Linked DNA regions of Homo sapiens: region 1 is linked to region 2. Evidence: chromatin contacts called from ENCODE Hi-C or POLR2A ChIA-PET data. All regions are on one chromosome and are shown on one strand. The core of a region is the stretch at or near the end of the contact, and the rest is flanking DNA. Distances in the headings are between cores, read along the strand shown.

Region 1 (4,402 bases), core at 1,076-3,575, 58 kb after region 2:
GACTGTATCTCTCTGATACACCTGACATTCACTCCATTTCCCCATATTTCCTTCTTTCCTGTTCCTCACCCAGAACACACTTGGTTTATCGATGGCAGTCCAACCAAGCCTAATCGCCACTCACAAGCAAAGGCAGGCTATGCTATAGTAGCTTCCATATCTATCATTGAGGCTACTGCTCTGCCCCCTCCACTACCTCTCAGCAAGCCGAACTCATTGCCTTAACTCGGGCCCTCACTCTTGCAAAGGGACTATGCATCAATATTTATACTGACCCCATATCCTGCACCACCATGCTGTTATGGGCTGAAAAGTTTCCTCACTACACAAGGGTCCTCCATCATTGATGTCTCTTTAATAGAAACTCTTCTCAAGGCCTCTTTACTTCCAAAGGAAGCTGGAGTCATTCACTGCAACGGCCATCAAAAGGCATCAGATCCCATCGCTCAGGGCAACACTTATGCTGATAAGGTAGCTAAAGAAGCAGCTAGCATTCCAACTTCTGTCCCTCATGGCCAGTTTTTCTCCTTCTCATTGGTCACTCCTATTTACTCTCCTACTGAAGTTTCCACCTATCAATCTCTTCTCACACAAGACAAATGGTCCTTGGACCAAGGACAATATCTCTTTCCAGCCTCACAGGCCCATTCTATTCTGTCTTCATTTCATAATCTCTTCCATGTAGGTTATAAGCCACTAGCCCACCTCTTAGAACCTCTCATTTCCTTTCCATCATGGAAATCTATCCTCAAGGAAATCACTTCTCAGTGTTCCATCTGCTATTCTACTACTCCTCAGGAATTATTCAGGCCCCCTCCCTTCCCTACACATCAAGCTCAGGGATTTGCCCCTGCCCAGGACTGGCAAATTGACCTTACTCACATGTCTTGAGTCAGGAAACTAAAATACCTCTTGGTCTGGGTAGATACTTTAACTGGATGGATAGAGGCCTTTCCCACAGGATCTGAGAAGGCCACCGTGGTCATTTCTTCCCTTCTGTTGGACATAATTCCTCAGTTTGGCCTTCCCACCTCTATACAGTCCAATAACAAACCGGCCTTTATTAGTCAAATCACCCAAGCAGTTTCTCAGGCTCTTGGTATTCAGTGGAATCTTCATACCCCTTACCGTCCTCAATCTTCAGGAAAGGTAAAACGGACTAATGGTCTTTTCCCAAAAACTCGCCAACCAAGCAAGTAATTACGCTAAACCCCCTTGGGCAGTCTCTAAGTGGATGTCTTGGGTCCTCCCAATTCTTAGTCCTTTAATATCTATTTTTCTCCTTCTTTTATTCAGACCTTGTATCTTCCGTTTAGTTTCTCAATTGATACAAAACCGCATCCAAGCCATCACCAATCATTCTACACGACAAATGCTCCTTCTAACAACCCCACAATATCACTCCTTACCCCAATATCTTCCTTCAACTTAATCTCTCCCACTCTAGGTTCCCACGCCACCCCAATCCCACTTAAAGCAGCCCTGAGAAACATTGCCCATTATCTCTCCATACCACCCCCAAAATTTTTCGCCACTCCAACACTTCACTATTTTGTTGTATTTTTCTTATTAATATAAGAAGACAGGAATGTCAGGCCTCTGAGCCCAAGCTATGCCACCATATCTCCTGTGACCTGCACGTATATATCCAGATGGCCTGAAGCAACTGAAGATCCACAAAAGAAGTGAAAATTGCCTTAGATGATGACATTCCACCATTGTGATTTGTTTCTCCCCCACCCTTAAGAAGGTTCTTTGTAATTCTCCCCACCCTTGAGAATGTACTTTGTGAGATCCACCCCCTGCCTGCAAAACATTGCTCCTAACTCCACCACCTATCCCAAAACCTGTAAGAACTAATGATAATCCCACAACCCTTGCTGACTCTCTTTTCGGACTCAGCCTACCTGCACCCAGGTGAAATAAACAGCCTTGTTGCTCACACAAACCTGTTTGGTGGCCTCTTCATATGGACATGAGACAATAAGCATATCCATATGTTGTGAGGGTAGTGTATCCTAACTTCATGAGGAAAGAAACTCCTGCTCTGAGGATCCTTCCAGACTTTGCCCTATGTATCTCTTCACCTGTATCCTCATTTATATCCTTATTAGATAATAAACCAGTAAGCATAAATGAAGTGTTTTCCTGAGTTCTGAGAGCCATTCTAGCAAATTGCACTTCTCTGTCATTTGCCAGAAGTATTCAGTATAGTAGTAAGAACAGTTTATTTTTTCCTATCTTACATTTTTGTGTCAGAGGATTGGTATTCATTTCCAAATTCCTGGCAGTGCTTGGAATTTCCTAAGTGATATGAATGCCTTTGTTATGCTAATGAAGTGACTCCAAGCTTCAGGATGGGGGCTGTCACCTGAAAGCATATGACTACATGACTAGAACCTTCATCTCCACCTCCCAACTTCCAGGAAAAGAGTTACTAGTGATTGAGTTCAATCACATGGCCAATGATTTAATCAACCATGCCTACGTAATAAGCTCTTTTTGTTTGTTTTTTGAGATGGAGTCTCACTCCTTTTGCCCAGGATGGAGTGCACTGGCGCAATCTTGGCTCACTGCAACCTCTGCCTCCAGGGTTCAAGCGATTCTCCTGCCTCAGCCTTGTGAGTAGCTGGGATTACAGGTGTGCACCACCACGCCCGGCTAATTTTTTTGTATTTCTGGTAGAGACGGGGGGTTTTACCATGTTTGGCCAGGCTGGTCTTGAACTCCTGACCTCAGGTGATCCACCCACCTCGGCCTCCCAAAGTGCTGGGATTACAGGCGTGAGCCACCATGCCCGACTTTTTTTTTTTTTTTTTTTTTTAAGAGATGGGGTCTCACTGTCGCCCCGGCTGGAGTGCAGTGGTGCAAACATAGCTCATTGCAGCCTCAAACTCCTGGGCTCAAGCAGTACTCCCATCTCAGCTTCCCAAGTAGCTAGACTACATGCATGTGCCACCACACCCAGCTCATTTTACTTTTTTGTAGAGACAGAGTCTGGGTATGTTGCCCAAGCTGGTCTTGAACTCCTAGACTCAATCGATCCTCCCACCTCAGTCTCCTAAAGTGCTGGGATTACAGGCATGAGCCACTGTGCCCAGCCCTGAACTCTGTATATTAAAAACTCTGTAAATCTTAAATTCAGCTGGATAAAAAAGAAAAAAAAAAACAAACTCTGAACTACAAGGCTCAGGGAGCTTCCTGGTTGGTGAACATACTGATGTACCAAGAGGGTGGTGTACCCTGGCTCCACAAGTAGAGAAGCTCCCGTGCTTGGGAGCCTTACAAACTTATCATATAGTCCTCTTCATCTGATTGTTCATTTGTATCCTTTATAATAAAAAGGTAATTTTAAGTATAGCACTTTCATGAACTCTGTGAGTCATTCTAAGCAAATTATTAAACCCAAGGGGATTGTGGGAAGGCCCAAACTTATACTCAACCAGGGAAAATTTGAGTGGCTTGTGGCTCCAGTCTGAAGTGAAGGCAGCTTTGTGGGACTGAGCCCTGTAACCTGTGAGGTCTGCATTAACTTGACGCAATTAGTGACAGAATTAAAGCGAATTATAGGACACCCAGATGATGTCAGTGAACTTAATCAAAAACAACCATCAAACAACTGGAACTGACATTTACAGAACACTCCACCCAACAAAAGTGGAATACACATTCAAACTCACAAGGAACGTACACCAAAAGACTATATAATATCCCAGGTCACAAAACAAATTTTGCAAATTTAAAAGAACGGAAATCATACATACTATGCTCTCTGATAACAAGCTAGTATATTCTAGCTTAATGTTATTAAGCTAGAAATCAATAACGGCAAGATAACAAGAATACAAACACTTGGAAATTAAACTATAACAACAGGGCAAGGTGCCTGATTTTTATATAAATAACACTTTATTGGAACTAAGCCATGCTCATTCATTTATATGTTGTGTATGGCTGATTTTATACTACTAGAGCAGAGTTAAATAACTGCAACACAGACGGTATTACACTTAGGCCTAACATATTTATTATTTGGACCTTTAATAAAATGTTTGGCTGGGCACGGGGGCTCACACCTGTAGTCCCAGCATTTTGGGAGGCCGAGGCAGGTGGATTGATTGAGCTCAGGGGTTCAAGACCAACCTAAGCAACATGGCAAGACACTGTCTCCACAAAAAATATAAAAATTAGCCAGGTGTGTGGCACTCATCTGTGGTCCCAGCTACTCAGAAGGCTGAGGTGGGAGGATCTCTTGAGCCAGGAAGTTGAGGCTGCAGTGAGCTGTGATTGTAAGACTGCACTCTAGCCTGGATGACAGAGCAAGACCCTGTCTCAAAAAAAAAAAAAAAAAAAAAAAAGCCGGGCACGGTGGCTCACGCCTGTAATTTCAGCACTTTGGGAA
Region 2 (4,506 bases), core at 907-3,406:
GATTCATGTTTCCCTTTATCTCTGAAGTCATAACAAAAAAGTCTTGATTATTTAAAATATAAGTAATCAAATATATAATTTATATTATTTACATTTATATTTATTTATTTAAAATATGTGATCAGGCCAGGAGCAGTGGCTCACGCCTGTAATCCCAGCACTTTGGCAGGCTGAGGTGGGCGGATCATGAGGTCAGGAGATTGAGACTATCCTGGCTAACACGGTGAAACCCTGTCTCTACCAAAAATACAAAAATTTAGCCGGGTGTGGTGGTACGCGCCTGTAGTCCCAGCTACTCGGGAGGCTGAGGCAGAAGAATCACTTGAACCAGGGAGGCGGAGGTTGCAGTGAGCCAAGATCACGCCACCGCACTACAGCCTGGGCAACAGAGCGAGACTCCATCTCAAAAAAAAAATGTATATATGTGTGTGTGTGTGTGTGTGTGTGTGTGTGATCAAGTATATAGAATGCATATACATACAAAGGGCACTAATTCCTCATTACTGCCTAACATATATTCTCATACAAGCTACTTAACTTTCTTCAATCAGTTTCCTCATAAAAACAAGCTAATAAAACCTACCTCACAGAGCTCTGTGAGGATTAAACAAGACCTATATTTAAAGTTTTTTTGTGTGTTTTTTGTTTTTTAAATAGAGATGGAGTCTCGCTATGTTGATCAGGCTGGTCTCAAACTCCTTGTCTCCCATCTCAGCCTCCTGACATGCTGGGATTACAGGTGTGAGCCACCATGCCTGGCCCCATATAAAGTTTTTAGAATACTGTGTGGTACACAACAGGTACTCAACATATGCTAACTATTGTTATTATGACCAAACATTATATGACAAACATTCAATTTACTTGTAGAAGTATATAAAAGCAATGAATACATCCAGCGTCTGCCATTCATGATTGCACTGAAGCTTCACAGTACCCTAAATAGAAGCTGTTCCTGTGTCTGTTTTACAGATAAGGAAACTGAGGTTCAAAGAGGTTAAATAATGTTAATCTGTTAATGTAAAGCTGTTTTCCAAATCTAACTCTGACCCCAAAGTGCTCTTCTTTTACAGTCCTCTTTCACAGAGCTTTTCTACAGACTTTTTCATGATGCTGCTCCACCAAGGTTCCTTGCTGCTTAGGTAACAAACCAGTAATCTGAAAAGGAGAGCAGGACCATGGCCCTGCAGCACTACCTCCCAAAGACTGGCTCTCCTATCGCAAGGGGATTTAAATATCCCAATCTATTCCCACAATTTTATAATATATCTTTAGGGGTACTATGTGACTAATATCATCACTTCATCTAAAGACAATTGATTCACTTTTGAAAAGTAATAAACTCTTAGATTAATATTATTCAAAATAAAATACGAAGTACTCCTCAAGTAACAGTTTAAAAGTTACAGTAAAGTCAGGATCCTTTCATACTTCGTACCTTCTTTTTTAAATGCAGCTTTCTCATAATATAAATTAATTGGGATTTACCATAGTTATTATTTTTAATGGAAATTTGTTGTTCCCTGCACCTGTAGCGAACGTTAAATAAGTGACAGTCTACAGCAGTGAACTGTATAACCACATGAGAGTACCTAATAACTTTTATTAGCATTCCAATAGTTTTTTCTTCAAAAATCAAAATTGTGATGCCGAAAATATACCTAAAATTGAAATTTTATTTGTAAACAGCTTTCACCACAAAAACTTTCAAAAGGAAATCAATTAAATTTTATTTATGACATTAGTAATACTTTAAAAGATTTAAATATTTTAAAATATAAGCCTAACATATCAACTCACAAAATCTGAGAAGGTAAACACAAAACTGATAAGAGTATGGGGTAAAGTGTTATTAACATGGTAAAAACATGCAGGTACGCACTAAATTATACTTTAAATACTGCTAATGAATTATTATTTGTTACAAAGAAAAACCGAAAACACCCTATACAATAGTCCATGGTTATACATGGTTTTACTTTATCCATGGTTTTACTTTGCTGGTTTCAGTTACCCACAGTCAACCGTGGTCCGAATATATTAAATGGAATATGCCAGAAATAAGCAGTTAATAAGTTTTACTTTACAGGCCATTCTGAGTAGTGTGATGAAATCTCATACCATCCTGCTCCGTCAGGCCCAGGACGTGAATCACCCCTTTAGTCCAGCGTATCCACATGTTGTTACCTGCCCATTAATCACTTAGTGGCCCAATCAGTTACCCAGATGTCCAGGGTTCAGTATGATCTGTGGTTTTAGGCATCCACTTGGGGCCTTAGAAAGTATCTCCTCAGATAAGGGGGTACTATTGTAAGTACATTAATAAGTGAATAGTTACATAAATAATAGTACAGTCATCTTACTGACTGATATGCAGTCATTCAAAAAATGAAGAATCAAGAACTTATGAACACAAAGAAGAAAACATCAGACACTGGGGTCTACTGGACGGGGAGGATTGAAGGAGGGAGAGGAGCAGAAAAGATAACTAGTGGGTACTGAGCTTAATACCTGGGTGATGTAATATTACATACAAAAAAAAACCCATGACACATGTTTATCTATGTAACAAACCTTCACATGTACCCCCAAACCTAAAATAAAAATCTTTTAAATAAAATAAAATGTCACAAGCCACCAAATTTTGTAAAAAAAAAAAAAAAAAAAAAAGGAAGAGGACTATATATAGTAATGTGGAATGAATAAAAGAAGCAAGTTCATTTCTCTATAAATTTACAAGATCTCAATAAAAATGCAAGTGAATTGCTAAATTGAAGACATGAAACATACCCAAAAGGAGAAAAAATAATATAATGAACCTTCATGTATCTACTGGTCACCCAGAATTAATAATTATCAATTCATGGCCAGTCTTGTTTCATTATTATTCACCTCCCCATCCATATCCTCTCCCCTCCCACCCACATGTACTGAATTATTTTCATGTAAATTCTAACCATATAATTTCATCTATATACATTAAAAATTGTCGGCCAGGTGTGGTGGCTCACATCTATAATCCCAACACTTTGGGAAGCCAAGGCAGGAGGATCACTTGAGCCCAGGAGTTCAAGACCAGCCTGGGCAACATACTGAGACCTCATCACTACAAAATATTAAAAAGTTAGGGCCAGGCATGGTGGCTCACATCTGCAATCCCAGCACTTTAAGAGGCCAAGGCAGGCGGATCACGAGATCAAGATATCGAGACCATCCTGGCCAACATGGTAAAACCCCGTCTCTACTAAAAATACAAAAATTAGCTGGGCGTGTTGGCAGCGCGTGCCTGTAGTCCAGGCTACTCGGGAGGCTGAGGCAGGAGAATCACTTAAACCCGGGAGGTGGAGGTTGCAGTGAGCCGAGATCACGCCATTGCACTGCAGCCTGGGCGACAGAGAGAGACTCTGTCTCAAAAAAACAAAACAAAACAAAACAAAACAAAATTAGCTGGGCATGGTAGCAGACACTTGTAGTCCCAGCTACTCAGGAAGGTGTGGTAAGAGGATCACTTGACCCCAGGAGGTAGAGGCGGAAGCGAGCTGTGATCACTCCACTGTGCTCCAACCAGAGCAAGACCCCATCTCAAAAAAAAAAAAAGGGGGGGGGTGTATAAAAGGAAAGAGATAAAAATGTAAGTAGAAGTTATTAGCAATTATATCATTGTAAATTTGAATTAGAAACATCGATATGAACCATGGCATAATTTCTCATTTTTTAAAATGTATTTCTTAAATCCATCCACTTGAAAAGAATTAAAAATAATGACCAACTCACTTTCAACAGACACCCACATCATCTAGAATTTGGTCTCTAAACATCATTTCCCATTAAAAGGAGCCAAGGCTTAACGGAGAAATGGCTGATTCCAGATCTGGAGTATGAAATATACAGAATGAGTCTGGTACTCAGTGTGGCACCAAAAAATAAGGATGCTATCAAAGACTGCTGCAGCCTAGTCCTAACAAAATGAATCCAGATCCAACATGAAAGAAGCCCCTGTAGCAAAAGATGAGACAATTTGAATATTAAAAAAACCGTAGGCCAGGTACCTGTAATCCTAGCACTTTGGGGGTTTGAGATTAGCCTGGCCAACATGGGGAAACCCCATCTCTACTAAAAATAAAAAAATTCGCTGGGTATGGTGGCATGAGCCTGTAATCCTAGCTACTTGGGAGGTTGAGGCAGGAGAATCGCTAGAACCCAGGAGGTAGAGGTTGCAGGGAGCCAAGATCGTGCCACTGCACTCCAGACTGGGCAACAGAGTGAGATTCCGTCTCAAAAAAATAAAACTGCAATAATTGAAAGACATCAAACATGTTAAATCCATGAATTTATGGATTTATTATATAGTTATATATTTATTATGTGTTTATATTAGGGAACCAATTCATTATTCTAAAAACTGATAAATAAAATAATCAAGTAGTAGTCCTGCCTTTCCTATATAAAATATACTTGAGGATAACCTAATAGTGAATGTAGTGGTTTTGAAGAAGAATTCTAGTA

Evidence for each region. Hi-C counts contacts between places; a loop is a spot of excess contacts on that map. ChIA-PET counts read pairs that join two places held with the same protein, here RNA polymerase II (POLR2A). Pooled maps may share reads with other maps.
Region 1: a loop to region 2 is called in a pooled map, with 1.9 times the contacts of the local background. The contact joins two enhancer-like sites. A Hi-C loop is called at or near these places in 2 of 168 maps with a recorded cell type or tissue (chondrocyte and posterior vena cava), 1 of 37 single-sample maps with no recorded cell type and 4 of 50 pooled maps. POLR2A ChIA-PET finds 5 or more read pairs at or near these places in 3 of 52 experiments (HCT116, MCF 10A and T-cell).

The regions. Positions count from the first base shown.
Region 1 is chr15:42,888,371-42,892,772 of GRCh38, forward strand. All of the region lies in intron 1 of TTBK2 (tau tubulin kinase 2), which reads right to left. Among named protein-coding and RNA genes, the nearest start is that of TTBK2, 30 kb to the right of the region's middle. RefSeq lists an enhancer at 1,111-1,983. Within about 2 kb of position 2,326, at least 2 of the 41 ENCODE cell types and tissues checked have a DNase peak (open chromatin) inside an H3K27ac peak, as active enhancers do.
Region 2 is chr15:42,830,600-42,835,105 of GRCh38, forward strand. The region is part of intron 4 of TTBK2 (tau tubulin kinase 2); the gene reads right to left. Among named protein-coding and RNA genes, the nearest start is that of TTBK2, 88 kb to the right of the region's middle. Within about 2 kb of position 2,157, at least 2 of the 41 ENCODE cell types and tissues checked have a DNase peak (open chromatin) inside an H3K27ac peak, as active enhancers do.